Linked DNA regions of Homo sapiens: region 1 is linked to region 2. A link is a loop called in an ENCODE intact Hi-C map of the cell type or tissue named here. Cell type or tissue: MCF 10A. All regions are shown on one strand. Region 1 overlaps ADAMTS2 (ADAM metallopeptidase with thrombospondin type 1 motif 2). Region 2 has its middle 12 kb from the start of ADAMTS2.

Region 1 (8,000 bases), 54 kb before region 2:
CTTCAAAGCCAGCACCGGAGCATCTACTGACCCCTCTCTGACTCTGAACTTCTGCCTCCATCTTCTACTTTTATGAATCCTTGTCATGGCCAGCTCACACCTGTAATCCCAGCACTTTGGGAGGCTGAGGCGGGCGGATCACAAGGTCAGGAGATGGAGACCATCCTGGCTAACACAGTGAAACCCCGTCTCTACTAAAAATACAAAAAATTAGCCAGGCGTGGTGGCAGGCGCCTGTAGTCCCAGCTACTCTGGAGGCTGAGGCAGGAGAATCACTTGGACCCAGGAGGTGGAGCTTGCAGTGAGCCTGAGATTATGCCACTGCACTCCAGCCTGGGCGACAGAGTGAGACTCCGTCTCAAAAAAAAAAAAAAAAAAAGAAGAATCCTTGCCATTACACTGTGCCATCCAGGATAATCTCCTTATCTTAAAAGTCAACTAATTAGCAACCTGACTTCCATCTGTAACCTTCACTGCCCCTGCTATGTCACCTGATTTATTCCCAGGTTCTCGGGACTGGGACATGGACAACTTTGGGAGAAGGATTATTCTGTCTCTCACAGAGACTATCTCAAAAGGGTAGGATTTCATGGTTTTTGCTTTCTCCTTAATACTTTTCTACATTATTCAATGATAATGACCATATGTTTTGTATGTTCAAAAGTAATTTTTAATTGTGAATAATGTAAATTATTGTGAATCATGTTTTGTCAGTTGTTGTGAATAATGTTTAATTGTAAACAATGGAAAACTAAAGAAACAAAAGAATAGCATCCTCTTATAGCACCCATTGATGTCTTTGCAACACTTTTTGGCTGGTCTTTTGTCCCCGTCCCCCTGACTTTGAGCTGCCTGAGGACAAGCCAGACCCCCCTTCACTTCTGTGGCTCTAGCAGTAAGCATGAGGACTTTGGCACAGCAGGCTTTAGCAGACGTTTCTCAAAGTGAAGATAAATCCCCTTATAAAGGAGGCCCTGGTTTAAGAAGAATGATGTGCACACTCAAAAGTGCACTTTAAGGCCAAGCTCCGAATAAACACGATGATATTATTTTATTTAAGAGTCTTCATACATACAACTTAATTCAGTAACAGTCTGAGAAACGCAAGCCAGCAGACAGATAAACCGTTATGGCTCTGGCTCTGGCAAAAACTCTTCATCTACGCGGAGCCAGAAGAAAGCCAATTAAAAGTCGGAGAGGTCCCGCAGGACAGAGGCCGGAGGATGTCCCCACACACTGAGCACAAGCCCCAAACACAGGCTTCCCCAGTCTGGAGCCGGCGGCCAGCCCCCTCCTGGCCTCAGTGAAGCCTGGACTCCTCACTCTGTCCAAGTGGGAGGAACTGGTCCCAGCTGCAAGAACCGCCTACTGTGATCTGGGCAAAGGTTCTGGAGGCTCTGCTCGCTCCTGTCCCCCAGGAAAAAAAAAAAAAAAAAGACAGCAGAGGGCATTGCTCAGGGGCCCAGCCTGGCTGTCATCCCTGAACATCCTGGGCTGAAGGAAAGAATTGAGCCCAGCCGAAACTTGAGATCTTTAGACTTAAATCCCCACTCTGTCACTTGTGGCTATTTGGCCTCTTTCGACCTCTGCTTTTCCGTGTCTAAAATGGCACAATATTACCTACTTTACAGAGTTGTCAAGGGATTGAAAATAAGATAATGAAGGCAAAGGAAGTGAGCTCAGTATCATTATGCCCATTTTACAGATTGGGAAACAGGCTCCAAGAGATGACATGACTCTTTCAGGATTAGACAGCTAATGAGTGGTGGATCCGGATCTGCTCGCACAGGGCTGGGCTCCTCCCCAGCCCCGCACTGGGACAGGGGCATCTCTTGAGGGCTGCCCTGTGGCGCCCAGATGCCGCAGGGAGACAAGGCTGTGTGCACAGATCTCTCTCCACTGGGCAGCACCTGAGTAACTGGGGGAGAGAAGTGGGTTTCAAGCATCTCCTTTGTGAACCACTGGGCTTAAGTATGCTGAACTTCAGTTTTGACGCAGAACTTGGAGACAACCCATCCTCTGGGAAAAGACACAAATGAGGGCAGGACCCCTGCACCATGTGCCCTGCTGCCCCAGCAGTGTCCTCTCATCCAGCGTGTGAAGAAGGAGTGCAGCCGGAGAGCCGGTGGCAGCAGGGCGTGCGGGATGCCCCGCTCACAGCGTGCTGTGCCCGGGAGAGGAGCGAGGGCAGGCCCCCAGCTGCTTGGGAACAGTCAGCCTGCACACCTCGCCCCTGGGTGCCCTTCCAAGGCAGCCCTCAGGCCCCAGGCTCCGGGACTCCCTGCAGAGGAACTGCAAGCCAGTCCTGGCCCAGCACAGCCCTTCCGCCAGCCTCTGGCCAGCGTCAGGAAGGGGAGTGTAGAGTGAGTAGGAAGCCACACAGGAGCAGAAGCCGGGACTTCTGCCTCTCACCCCACTGCATGTATGAAAATAGACGGGGGTGATGGCCGGGTGCGGTGGCTCATGCCTGTAATCCCAGCATTTTGGGAGGCTGAGGTGGGCGGATCATGAGGTCAGGAGATGGAGACCATCCTGGCTAACACAGTGAAACCCCGTCTCTACTAAAAAAATATAAAACATTAGCCGGGCGTGGTGGGGGGCGCCTGTAGTCCCAGCTGCTCTGGGCGACAGAGCAAGACCGTCTCAAAAAAAAAAAAAAAAAAAAAAAAAAAAGCGGGGGAGTGATAAGGCCCCGGACAACCCAAACTGCAGCAAGATTCTCTGCGGAGGCAGAGCTGCCTCCTCCTGGGGGTCCTCTGGACCAGGAAGGAGCCCTGAGGACTTGTGGCCCAGTGGGTCCGGCTTCCCAACCTCCACCTTGCCAGCAGCACCGATAGATGTGGCCACAAAGGTGCATTCACATTTGCGACCTGTGGCTGAATGCAGACCCTGGGTGCTATCTCCCGGGGGGGCAAATGGCAGTAAGCAAGCAAAGAGGAAGTCGACAGAGAGTGACGCAGCCGTGAGGACAACAGCACAGAGTATTGTTGAGGGGGGCGGGGGACTTCCTGGAAGAGATGACACTGGAGCTGAGGCCTAAATGATTGGAAAGAGGCAGCGATGGAGAGATCTGGGGAAGTGGGCTCCAGCACAGAGAACAGCACATGCAGAGGACCCGAGGTCAGAACAGACCTGCCATGTTTGAGGAAAGGGAAGAAGGCCAATGTGAGTGGAGTGTGGAGAGCAAAGGGTGGGCGGGGGCGAGGGACAGGAGGGCAGAGTGGTGGGCCTGGGTGGGGTACAGGAGGGCAGAGTGGTGGGCCTGGGTGGGGTACAGGAGGTCAGAGTGGTGGGCGGGGGCAGACTGCACAGAGCTTCCTCTGCTGTGGGGAGGAGATTGGATTTTCTCCTCTGTGCAGTGGGCAGCCCCTGGAGGGTGGAAGAGACCTGATTCCCCTGTCAGTTGCTCTGGGCATGTTGTGAGAATTGCTGGGGGCAGGATCTCCCTCCCTCTCTCTATGAAATTCCTGTTCAGCAGGGATCTGCCTATGGCTGTATTTCTGCTGGTAGAAGTCCCTCCCTGATTATAAACCGCTCAACACATAGAGAGGTCCCTAGGAGAAGGTTCAGGTTCCAGTAGGATGGTGTGAGCACGCCTCACCTGCATCCCCCACTGCCTGCAGCCACCCAAATGCACTGGATTCATGAGCAGCTAGCTGAGGACCCTGCAAAATAAATAACAGCATGCAGATTGGGGAAGAAGACTAGAATGTGAGGTTCAGCAAACCCGCAGAGTTTACTCTTCATTCTCTGGTATTCCTCAGCCTAGATACAAGGCAGGTCAAACTCCAGAAGCGGGCACTGGGTACAGACAGACAGAGCTCGAGACAAGCCCTGTTGTTGTAGCTCAAGGATAGAAAAAGCATTTCCGAATGCTCAGAGCCAAGCCAACACCTCATTTTTCTTTCCTATTTCCTTTTTCTTTTCTTCGTGTTCTCACACGCCAGCTCATGGCAGCCCACAGGCACCTAAAACTCTAAGAGGGGAGCCTGGCTGTGTAGCTGGAAGTGCTGTGGTCCTAGAAAGGTGGAGTGAAACCCCATTGCTCTTTCCTCTTTTGGTCCTCCCAGGAGTGTAGTTGCAGGAAGTGTGCAAGACAGCAGGGTCAATAAAGCCCCAGCTTTCTGGCCAGAGAGATTTAACAAGGAGCCGCAGGAAACTGGACAGGGCTAGGAAGATGGCAGAGACAGCAGAGCTTGGGGAACTGGCATCAGAAAGTTGGTTAGAAACTCCTGGGCTCGTGCTTGAGCCGTGCACGAGTGGGTCTGACCCTAAACAACACGCCATAGGTTCTGGGGACTGACTTAGGAGGTGGACCAATGCCCAGGTCCCAGACGTGCCACTGGGTTGTGTTTACATGGGATTGATCAGAATAGGACTGCACAGGCTTTGAAAATGGACCTGACATTGAACCGCAATCCACAGGCACATTGGAACTTGCAGCCGGAACCCAATTAACCCAAGGGTTAATTACCTGATCAAACAAAAATAATGACCTTCTCCATAGCATTTAAACAAGATCCAAAGTCTCATAGGGTAATATCAAAGTGTCCAGGATACAGTCCAAAATTACTTGGCATACCAAGAACCAGGAAAATCTCAACTCCTCCAGGCAAATACAACCAACAGATAACAAGACTGAGATAGCACATATGTTGGAATTAACTGACAATGATCTTAAAGCAGCTATTATAAAAATACTCCATAAAGTAAGGGCAAAAACTCTGGCAACTAATGGAAAGATAGTCTCAGCAAGAAACGGAAGACATATTTTTAAAAAGGACCAAACGGAAATTTTAGAACTGAAAAATACAATAACAGAAACTTTAAGAACTCACTGGATAGGCTCAAGAGCAGAATGGATATGACAGAGGAATGAGTCAGTGAACTTGAGGATAGAGCAATAGAAGTTACCCAATTCAAACTGCAGCGAGTAAAAATATTTTATAATGCCAAGAGCCTTAGAGACTGTGGGAAAATACCGAAAGATCTAACTAACAGTCATGTCCCAGAAGGAGAAGAGAAAGAATGTATTACTAAACAAATATTTGGATAAATAATGGCTGAAAACTTCTCAAATTCTGTGAAATGCATAAACCTACCAATTCAACAGATCGGCAAACCTCAAATGAGAGAAATCCAAGGAAACACAATCCCACACGTTATAAACACACTCTGAAAACTACAGACAAAAAAAAGTCTTGAAAGCAGTCAGAGAAAAACAGTGCATTACTTATAGGGGAAAAATGGTTCAGATAACTGCAGATTTCTTATCAAAACTGTGAAGTCCAAAGGAAGTGCAAAACATTGTTAAAATGCTGAAAAAAAAAAAAAAAGAACTGTCAACCCAGAATTCTATCTCCAGCAAAAATACACTTCAAGAATTAAGGAGAAATAAAGACATTCTCAGATGAAGCAAAACTTATAGAATGTGTGGCCAGCAGATCTACCCTAAGATGGTTGCTGAAGGAAGTTCTTCAGACAGGGGGAAAATGATGCTAGAAAGAAATTTTGAACATCAGGAATAAAGGAAGAGCAACAGAAATACCTGAAAAAATATAACAGATTAGGCTCTTGCGTATTTTAAAGAGGAATGATAATGCTGTCTGATGTAGTTTTCCATGTATGTAGGTGTATAAAAGACAACAACATTCAGGGGAGGACAGAGGGACCTATATGATGGCAGGGTCTCAACATTCAACTTGAAGTGGTAAAATATTGATTTGAAAAAGACTCTGAAGAGTTATATAGGTTTATTATAATCCCTGGAGCAACCAGTAAACACTATACAAAGATATACAACCAAACACAATAGGTAAATTAAAATTGAATACCAAAACATGCTCAAATAGAAAAAGCAAAATAAGCCCAAAGCAAGTAGAAGGGAGGAAATGATAAGAGTAAAAATCAATGAAACTGAAAATATGAAAATAATAGAGAAGATCAATGAAACCAAATTTGGTTCTTTGTAAAGATCAGTCAACTGATAAATCTCTAGTGAGACTGAAGAAGAGAAACAGAAAAAAATATGAATTACCAGTATCAGAATATTTTTAAAAAGGATATCACTAATGACATCACAGCCATAAAAAAGATAATGGAATAGTATAAACAATTCTATGCATATAAATCCATCAGTGTTGAAGAAATGCATGATTTCCTCAAAAACTATAAGCTACCAAAACTTACCCAAGACAAAGTAGATAGCATAAAAAGTTCTGTAACTATTAAAGAAAAAGAATTCATAGTTTAAAATCCTGCAAAAAAGAAATTTCCAGGTCTAGACGGTTTTACTGGAAAATTCTACTAACCTCTCAGGAAAAAATGGCACCAATTCTCCCATTCATTTTATGAGGTCAACATTACCCTGATATTAAAACCAGACAAAGACAGTTCAATAAAAAAAAAAACCCTACAAACCAATATCCCTCATGAACCTATAAACCAATATCCCTCAATGAACATAGACACAAAAATCCTCAGCAAAACACTGGCAAGTCTAGTCCAGCCATGTATAAACAGCAGAGTGCACAACAGACAAGTCATGTTTGTCCTGGATTTGCAGAGTCTGGCACAATATCCAAAAGTCAGTGTAACCCAGCATATTAACAGACTGAAGAAGGAAAAAAAATATGCTTATATCAAGTGATAGAGAAAACCATATGATATGATTCATTCATGACTAAAAATTAAAAACTCTCAACTAACAGAGAAAGAAACGTGCTCAACCTGGTAAGAATATCTACAAAAAAACTAAAGCTAACACAATACCGCATCCTGAGAAACTGTTTTCCCCTAAAATAAGGAGCATTTTCACGACTCCTACTCAACCTTGGGTTGAGTCCTAGACAGCACCTCTGTACACACCCAGCACCCAGCACAGACCCTCAGGCCAGGGCAGGAAAGGGCCCCAGAGAGCTTCCCCAAAACCCGTGTTCCTGGGGAAGGTGGATGTCCAGGAAGGGTGACTGGCCCCTAAAGCCTAGGGGAAGCGGGGGCCCTCCTGCTCCAGCCTCATGAAGCTTTGATCTCCAGTGCCAAGCCCGGTGCCAGCAGAGAGCCAGGCAGATGAACTCAACCAGGGAAAGGACACCCAGGAAGGAAGCAACTCCATGAGATCGAGTCTCATAGCACCAAGTGCTCCCACAGGCTCTGAGGACATGGCTCTTATTCCAGGACCAGGCCTGACAGGAGCACAGCCTGAGGGATGAGAGGGCAGGGCAGTCTTCTGCTGGGTGGGGAATTGGCCACCAGGGCCAGTCCCACATCTGTTGTGGCCCTGGCAGGATCAACCCTGGGCCTGAGTCCTTGGAGGTGAGGCCAGCACGTAGTAGAGGGGCAGCCGAGTAAGAAGAACCTCTCGGGGAAGTCAGTGGCCAGCCAGCCTAAGCCCGGCCCAGACCCTCGCCCTGCTAGCATGAGACAGACACAGGGGGCCCGCACTGCAGAGCTGCCCCGGCCCACGCGCCCCTGCCCTGCTGTGCTCCGCCATCTGCCCCAGCAGTGCTGTGAGAGCATCGCACCCTGCAAGCCTCAGCCTTCAGGGACGGCAAGACCTGGGGCCCACAGGAGGTCCACCGGCCCTCTCAGGGCTCGAGCACCCGGCCAACCCTGGGTGGCCACTGCTCAGCACTCCAGGACAGCTCCATGACACAGAAGCAGCTCTGCCCATGAGCATTCAACAGCCCGGTCCGGGGGGCACCACCACGCAGGGGCTTCCCGGGTCATGCTGCACCATCCACTAATAGCACCATCACGTATGCCAGGCTGGGAGCCCGGGCGTCCCAAGCCTGTGACCTCATTCTCTATGCTCCTCACGGCTGCCCCACAGAATCTCTGAAACACGACTCAGACCTGTCACTGCCTGCCCAAAGCCCTCCAGCGGCTTCCCACCACATGACTGCCCCGGTCCCCGCTGATTTCTCCTTCACTCAAGTGCCAGCCGTGGAGATCTCCTCTGTGTCCTTGGCACACTTCAACTCAGCACCTGCCTCAGGGCC
Region 2 (8,000 bases):
GGGACACTGGTTGAGGGGTCCCCAGCCCTCTTCTGAGGAGAAGGATCATGCACGTTTCTACCCCAAGACCACCCTCATCTGCCCAGATCAAAGGTGACTGGGTCAGCTGGACCCTGCAGTTTCCTCTCCCACCAGAGCAGAAAGATGCCGTCATTGGGCACCGCTGCAGGTGAATTAGCCAAGGTCTTCATAAACTGCCTCCCCTGAGCCTCATGACTGCCTGCAAGGTGGAACTGCAGCATCCCACTTGCAGGTGAAGAGGCTGACACTCAGGGACGGCAGACCCTGAGGGTTCAAAGGCAGATCGAACCCCTAGACTCCAACGTTCACCCTATATGGGGGTGTCCAGAGGCTTCTGAGACCCCAGGCCTTCTGGGGTCCAGCATCTTCCCGTGAAGCCCCACTCGGCCTGGAGGGTCATGGAGTCATTTACTGTCACTCACAAACTCAAGCATCCTATCCTAAGTGTTGCATAAGGGGCTGCCCACTGGTGGCCTATAGGGTTTTATTTTTAAACTCAAATTAGTTGCTAAGATTTAAAAAAGCAAAAGACTGCCCATGAAAACATGCAGCTCTGGCTTCCATGAAAAAAAAAAAAAAAGCCCAACTGGCTCCTCTGGGCCCGCTGTGCCATGGGGCATCCACAAGCTGGAGTGGAGGTTTCCAGACCCTCACGTTCTGCACACAGCCACCTGGCCCCTGGGCCTGTGGCCTCTAGCCCGTGTGCTGCAGAGCCCACCTCTGCCTTGTTGGTTGGAGAAGCTGGGTCAGGGGTCCCTGCATGGCTGGGGCAGCCCAGGGGAACCTCTGTAGCCCAGGCTTCTCTGCTGTCTCACACAGGGACCTCTATGATGGCTTCAGCTGCTAGAACTTTCCAAAATGCTCCTTTTCCTGTCCCCATGTGGCACCGGTGGCCCCCTGCTACCTATTAAGAGGTCCTGCTCTTCGGCTGCAGATAGGGACAGTGACCTGAGGAAGAGACCATCCCCAAGGCCTTCCAAACCTAAGTCTGAATGCACAGGCTGCTGGGAGGGAGGATGGGGAGGTAGGGGTGCAAGGCTGGAGGGGAGTGCCACGGGAATACTGTCGTCTCAAGGCTGGGGGACTCCCCAGCAAATTGATGTGAAAGGGAACAGAAGCTGATTCAGGGTGCTGAATGGGTGACTTCTCCAGGAGCCCAGAGGCGAGAGTGTTCACTTGCACACGCCTGTATGCACACACTCGTACCACAGCACACACATGTGGTGATGCACGTGCACTAGCAGGCATGCAGACACACGCCAACTTGCAGCCCGCAAACGCCCACAGACCCAGACACGCAGACGCACGCTCCAGAGCCCACACGGTGCCCCGGCCTCCCTAATTGCATTTCTGAAAATGAGATAGAGGAAATCGAATGACTTTGAGGCGGCTGCCGTTACCCCATGGCGATTTCCCATCTCCGTTCAGAGAGGCCACAGCAGCAAGGCTGTCTGGAGTTCCGTCTGAGCCCTGAGACTCCTTAGCAACCCTCAGCATGGGCCACACTGCAAGCTGTCTCTGGCCTCGGCCAGCCGCCTGCTATGGACGGGAGCTGCCAGCTCATCTAGGGCTTGCAGTGGTGATAAGGGCCACTGACCTGCCTCCTGGGGCAGCTGAGACTACAGTGTCTCTCTGTTCTCAAGGCACCCCAAAGCCCAGGACCACAGCATTTCCCATCATTATAGAGCCCAGGGCCTCTGCCCCATGCTTGGTGCATCCTAGGACCCTGTGCCTACAGGATGAGAAGCTGCTGCCCAGAAGATCCCTTCCTATGGGTCTGTGCCACAGTGTGTTCTCCTCCTGAGGCTCTTCCCATCCTGAGCCACTCCACAGACCCTCTGATTGGAAGTTCCCCCAGACCCCTTATTCTCCACGGCATTTCAGACACAGCCTAGACAGAAGGATGCTGTTGGCCATAATATTGTCTTCAATGATAGAGCAGACAAATTGCATGATCAGCCGCACTGTTATCCTGGAGGTCACCTGAGACCCTCAGATCTTCCTCATAAACATAGTAAAGCACGTCTCTCACACCGAAAGTGGACATTGACAATGGAGGTTTTGAACTGATTGGAGCTATCACTGGTTTCCCTTTATTGGTTTGAATCTGTGCGATGATGAGGTGCATAGCTGAGAAAGAGCAGAGTCCCCCGGCCAGGTGGCTCCAGGAATGACCCAACCCTGGTCTGAATGACCAAGCCCCTCCTCTCCTGCATCCTCCTGGGCACAAGAGAGACAGTGGCTGGACCTGAGAACTGCAGAGCCAGGTGGTCCCAGACAAGCCATCACTGCAGAGGAAGAGCCTAAGCCCTGGGATCAACAGGGAGTGAGAGGCAGCTTGCTTCAAGACTCATCAGAAGTTAGCAGATAATTCCACCCACCTGACACATGGCAGCAGGGAAACAAATGTCTCCGAAAGACCTCACTCTCACTGGAAACTGGGATTTGGCCTTGCTCGGTCCCAGGTCTCAGCCTCTGCCCAGGCTGGACCCTGGTCCTCCATCTCACTGAGCAGTGGCCACGCTAGGACCAGGTGTCAGCTTTGCTGGATCATGGACCTCAGCCATGCAGAACCCTGGGCCTCAGCCTCACTGGACCTTGGACCTTGGCCTTACCAGGCTGTGGACCTTGGCCTCACTGAACCCTGGACCATAGTCTCACTGGATCTTGGCCTTGCTAGACCCTAGACTTCAGCCTTGCTGGGCCTCAGACTCTGGCCTTGCTTGACCTTGGACCTCAGCCTCACTAAACCCTAGACCATGACCTTATTGGACCCTGGACCTTGGCCTCACTGACCTTGGATCTTGACCTTCCTGGACCCTAGACCTCAGTCTCACTGGACCTTCGACCTTGGCCTTGCTGGACCCTGGATCTTGGCCTCACTGGACCCTAGGCTTCAGCCTCACTGGACCTTGGACCTCAGCCTCCCTGGACCCTGGACCTCAGCCTCACTGGACCCTATAGACCCTGGCCTTATTGGACCCTGGACCTTGACCTCACTGGACCTTTGGCCTCAGCCTCCCTGGACCTTGGACCTCAGAATCATTGGACCCTGGGCCTCAGCATCACAGGATCCTGGACCTTGACCTCCCTGGACCCTGGATCTCGGCCTTACTGGACTCTGGACCTTGGCCTCATTGGACCCTGGGTCTCAGCCTCACTGACCATGGACCTTAGACTCACTGACCTTGGACCTTGGCCTTGCTGTACTCTAGACCTCGACCTCGCTGGACTTGGACCTGGGCCTCGCTGGCCACTGGGTGCCAGCCTCCGCTTCTCCAGCCCCTCTGCAGGCTGCAGTCCTGCCGTGCCCCCTTGTCTCTGTGCTGCCAGCACAACTCCAGTCTCGCCCTCTCCTCTTCTTGGGGAAGTTGAGGCTCCTAAGAAAATGCCTTCTGCAGGAGGCCTACTCCACCAGGCAAGCTGTTGTCCTAGAGAAAAAATAAAAACCACCCAGCCTCACTTATAACAAACTTGGTCTGTTGTGCAACTTTGCAGTACAGAATGTACATGTGCCCAATCTCCCCACTGTTGCATAATTTTCCAGCTGTTTTCAGGACTATTTCATCCCTCGTCTGGCATATTTCACAAGCCATATATAAAAATTATATATATGTAAATATAAAGATGAGCATATGTGTGCGATGAAACGACAAATGTGAAGTGAGGGAAAGGAGGTAGGGGACCAGGACTTAGCAAAAAGGCAGATGAAACAAGTGTAAACATTTTGAATGCCACCTTCTCGACGTCTGGGTGAGAAAAGGAAGTTGGACTCCATTTAAATTTAAAGTGAGACATTCGTCCAATAAAATCGATTTCAAACTTGGTGGTGTTTGGCTTCCCTCTTCTCCAGTAGTTTTCTTTTTTTCGTAGTAACCCTTAAAACTCCATCCTATTCGTTACAGAAATTCTGTGTGCATCTTCTTGCCAAATATTTCTTAACAACGTAAGCTGAGATGTCCCATATGGCACAGAAAGGCAACATCCTGGCAAGCCCCTGCCTCCTCGTGCCTTATCACGACCCTTCACAGAGATAAGCTGAGCACTTCCTCCTGACAGGAAACCTGGGTTTCTGCTGGTCCTGCCAAAGTCACCTGCACAAGGGAGGCCACTCTCTTCCCAGAAGCAGGATCTGCCCAGGATGGCTGGGCCTGTGATGGGGAAGATGCTGAGCAGAGGGACCTGCAGGGCCAGACAGGTCACACCCTAGGCCACAAGCTGGAGGTTTGCAGGCAGAATCCTGCCCATGGGCATGTTTGGCTGGGACAGCACAGTCACTTTGAAAATTTGAATTAGATGCATAAGTTAAAAACTAGGTGCTTTCAGATTAGAAATCTAGATTCTTGGCTGCGAAAATAAAACTGATAAAACAAAATGTCCTGACAACACAGGGCTTGCACTCCAGCAGGGCAGTGGGACCAGGGGCTCAGAAGGGGCTGCCTATCCATCTCAGATCCCTTCTCACCTGTATCAATCAGCTATAGGCACAGGAGAACTACCTTGCCACCTACCCCAGGGAACAAGAGCCATCCTGCGGTCACAGCTCCGCCGGTCCAGGCTGTAGCTGGGGCAGCTCAGCTCCATGTCAGCTCATGTGGAGCCCAAAGTGCTGGGACAGCAGCTCCTGGGGAAGCCCATCTCATGGAGGAGGTCAGAATCTTCGAGAAAGATGAGCATAAAGACCTCATGCTTAAGGCCCAGGCTCAAATCCAGCACACCATCACTTCCACCTGTGTTCCACTGGCCAGGAGAGATGCACGCCCAGCCCAGTGGGAGTGGGGTGAGGAGGGACACTTCATCCTAGAGGGAGAAGCTGCAAAGTCACACAACAGTGGATGTGGAAGAGGGGTGTGTACTGGATTGAGCAGGGTCCTCCAAAAGTGCATGTCCTTCTGGAATCTTAGAAAGGGATCTCATTGGAAAACGGGCTCTTTGCAGATGTAATTAGTTAAGAGGAGGTCACACTGGATCAGAGTGGCCCCAATCCAATATGATGGGTGTCTTTCTAAGAAGTGGAGATGCAGAGACACAGATACACAGACAGAAGGCCATATGGTGACAGAGGCAGAGATCAGAGTGATGCCACCACCAGCCAAGGAACAGCAAGTGTTGCCAGAGCTATGACCTCAACTGTGCCCCCTTCAAATTCACATACTGAAGCCCTAACCCCTAATGGGACTGTATCTGGAGACAGGGCTTTTGGGAGGAGATTAAGGTTAAATGAGGTCATAGGGGTGGGGCCCTAATCCAATAAGACTGGTGTCCTTATAAGAAGAGGAAGGGTTATCTCCCTCCCTCATTCCCTCCCTCCCTCTCCCTCTCTCTCTTGCTCTCACTCTGGCTCTCTCCAACACCTGAGGACACAGCAAGAAGGCAGCCAGCTACAAGCTGGGAAGAGAGCCCTCACCAGGAACTTAATTGAATGGTATGTTGATTTTGAACTTCCCACCTCCAGAACTGTGAGAATACATTTCTGTTGTGTAAGCCCCTCCATGACATTTCAGTGGCAGCCCAGGCTGATTAGTACAGCCAGCAGTCACCAGAAGCCAGAAGAGACACATGGAACAGACTCTCCCTCCAAGCCTCCAGAATGAGCCAGCACCTTGATTACAGACTTCTGGCCTCCAGAACTGTGAGAGTCACCTTGATTTCAGACTTCTGGCCTCCAGAACTGTGAGAGTAGATTTCTATTGTTTTAAGTCATTTGAGTTTGTGATCATCCGTTATGGCAGCTCTAATATAGGATGGGTGAGGAATTGGAAACAATAAGACAATATACTACAGACTGTCCTCTTGGACCCAATTACTCAAGAGGCTTCCTGCTGTGGTTTGAATGTGTCCCCTACAAAATTCATGTGTTGGAAACTTAATCCCCAATGCAACAGTGTTGAGGGGTGAGCTGTGATAAAAGGGGCTTGTGAAAATCGGTTCTCTCTCTTCTGTTCTTCTTCCACATGAGGACACAGCAAAAAAGCCCCCATCAAATGCTGGTGCCTTGATCTTGCCTTCAGAACAGTGAGAGAATTAATTTCTGTTCTTTGTAAATTATGCAATCTTGGTATTCAGTTACAGCAGCACAAAATGGACGAAGACACGCCTGCTCCCAAAATATACTCACTCCATCCTAAGACCCTGAAAGCCTTAACCACTCATGATTCAAGCTTGAAGTCCAGAATACCCCATCCTACATCACATCCAGATGTGGCTTCTCTTGCTCCAGAGACCTGTGGAACACAAGGAGAAGTTATGTTCACCCCTCCTACCTTCCACACCTCACACACACCCCAGCAACACTCCCATTCAAAGGAGGGAAGGACAGGAAGCCCATAGCAGTCACTGGTTCATAGCAATCCTTAAATCCTGTTGGAAAAATGTTGCCAGGTGCTGCTCCCCTGGGGGTCGAGAATGTTCTGGGATGAGGTTCCAGGTTCACCCTCTGGGACTTGAGCCTCAATCCATTGTTTTCTGTGGCTGTTTACTCTCTAGGAGATCCTTCCTTTCCCATCCTTCTCCTTGGTCACCTCTGAGAAGGACCCTGGAAAATATGCCCTTCCTGGCAGCTGAAGGGTCTTGTTCATAAAATGTCAGTGGCCCCCAAATTTTTTTTTCCACATTAAATACCGTTAGTCTCTTTTAGTCCAGACTGGTGGGCTTTTGCCAAAACAGCTCTCTCAAAAATGATGTAAGCCTGGCGCGGTGGCTCACGCCTATAATCCCAGCACTTTGGGAGGCCGAGGGGGGCAGATCACGAGGTCAAGAGATCGAGACCATCCTGGCTAACATGGTGAAACCCCGTCTCTACTAAAAATACAAAAAAAAAAAAAATTAGCTGGGCGTGGCGGCGTGCACCTGTAGTCCCAGCTACTCGGGAGGCTGAGGTGGGAGAATGGCATGAAGCCAGGAGGCAGAGCTTGCAGTGAGCCGAGATCATGCCACTGCACTCCAGCCTGGGCGACATAGAGAGACTCCATCTCAAAAAAAAAAACAAAACTGGATGCTGTGTGCCAAAAGCCATATTCACAATGTATTACAAGACATGCCTTTCTCTACACTTAATTGCAGGTACTGTGAGCCCCCTGAGCTGCTTCAGGACCCACCGTTGATCTTTCTAGTAACTGCTGGGCATCATTTAATTCTTTCAGAGGTCTTCACACAAGGTGTGATAGCTGTGTCTTTGATTTGATTTTTGTCCCCAAGCTATATCTTCATTGACTTGAATTTTCTTCCAGGCTGTATCTTAAGTGGGAAATCTTTTATTGGATGGAGAGATTGAAGATTAGAAATAGTTTTCTTGGCTGGGCACAGTGGCTTACACCAGTAATCCCAGCACTTTGGGAGGCCAAGATGGGAGAATACCTTGGGTTCAGGAGTTCAAGACCAACCCTGGCAATACAGCAAGACACCGTCTCTATAAAAAATTAAAAATAATAAAAATTAGCCAGTCATGGTGGCACACACCTGTAGTCCCAGCTACTCGGGAGGCTGGGGTGGGTTGATCGCTGGAGCCTGGGAGGTCAAAGCTGCAGTGAGCTGTGGTCATGCCACTGCACCCTAGCCTAGAAGACAAAGCAAAACCTTGTCTCAAAAAACAAAAAAGAGAAAAGAAATAGTTTTATTTTCCAACCCAGAAAGTTCCAGAATTTCCAGGCTCTGTTTTCCTTCTCAATTCTTCTTGACAAGCAGCCAGTGTTTTCCGGAGATGTCTCCTGTTTGTGGTTCCATATCAACTGTGGGCAGCAGAGGCCAGCTCATGCCTTCAACATCCTACCTGGACACACCCAGCCCAAAGCCGTGAGTGTACCAAGTACCTTTTCTAACCTTCAACTTACTGCGAGTGACAGTTTTTAGCAAATGTCTCACCACTGCATAACACAGGCCATCATTTTTGCAGCCTCCTATAACAGTTTCTGGTTTCAAAGCCAATTCTGTTCTAGGTACCGGTTTCCATAGCGGTTCACCACTGCCATAATATCGCTGCA

Evidence for each region. A loop is a pair of places that touch in the nucleus more often than their neighbours do. Peaks named below come from ENCODE experiments on the same cell type or tissue, not always from the same donor. Only the 100,000 strongest peaks of a DNase experiment are listed, where the experiment ranks them.
Region 1: a loop joins it to region 2, with 5 times the contacts of the local background. A loop is called at or near these places in 2 of 110 quality-filtered maps.

The regions. Positions count from the first base shown.
Region 1 is chr5:179,299,735-179,307,734 of GRCh38, forward strand. The region is part of intron 2 of ADAMTS2 (ADAM metallopeptidase with thrombospondin type 1 motif 2); the gene reads right to left. Among named protein-coding and RNA genes, the nearest start is that of ADAMTS2, 42 kb to the right of the region's middle. RefSeq lists an enhancer at 2,032-2,531. In MCF 10A, no CTCF peak of the experiment used is centred here; a DNase peak (open chromatin) is centred at 4,927.
Region 2 is chr5:179,353,263-179,361,262 of GRCh38, forward strand. No RefSeq gene overlaps it. Among named protein-coding and RNA genes, the nearest start is that of ADAMTS2, 12 kb to the left of the region's middle. In MCF 10A, no CTCF peak of the experiment used is centred here; a DNase peak (open chromatin) is centred at 3,539.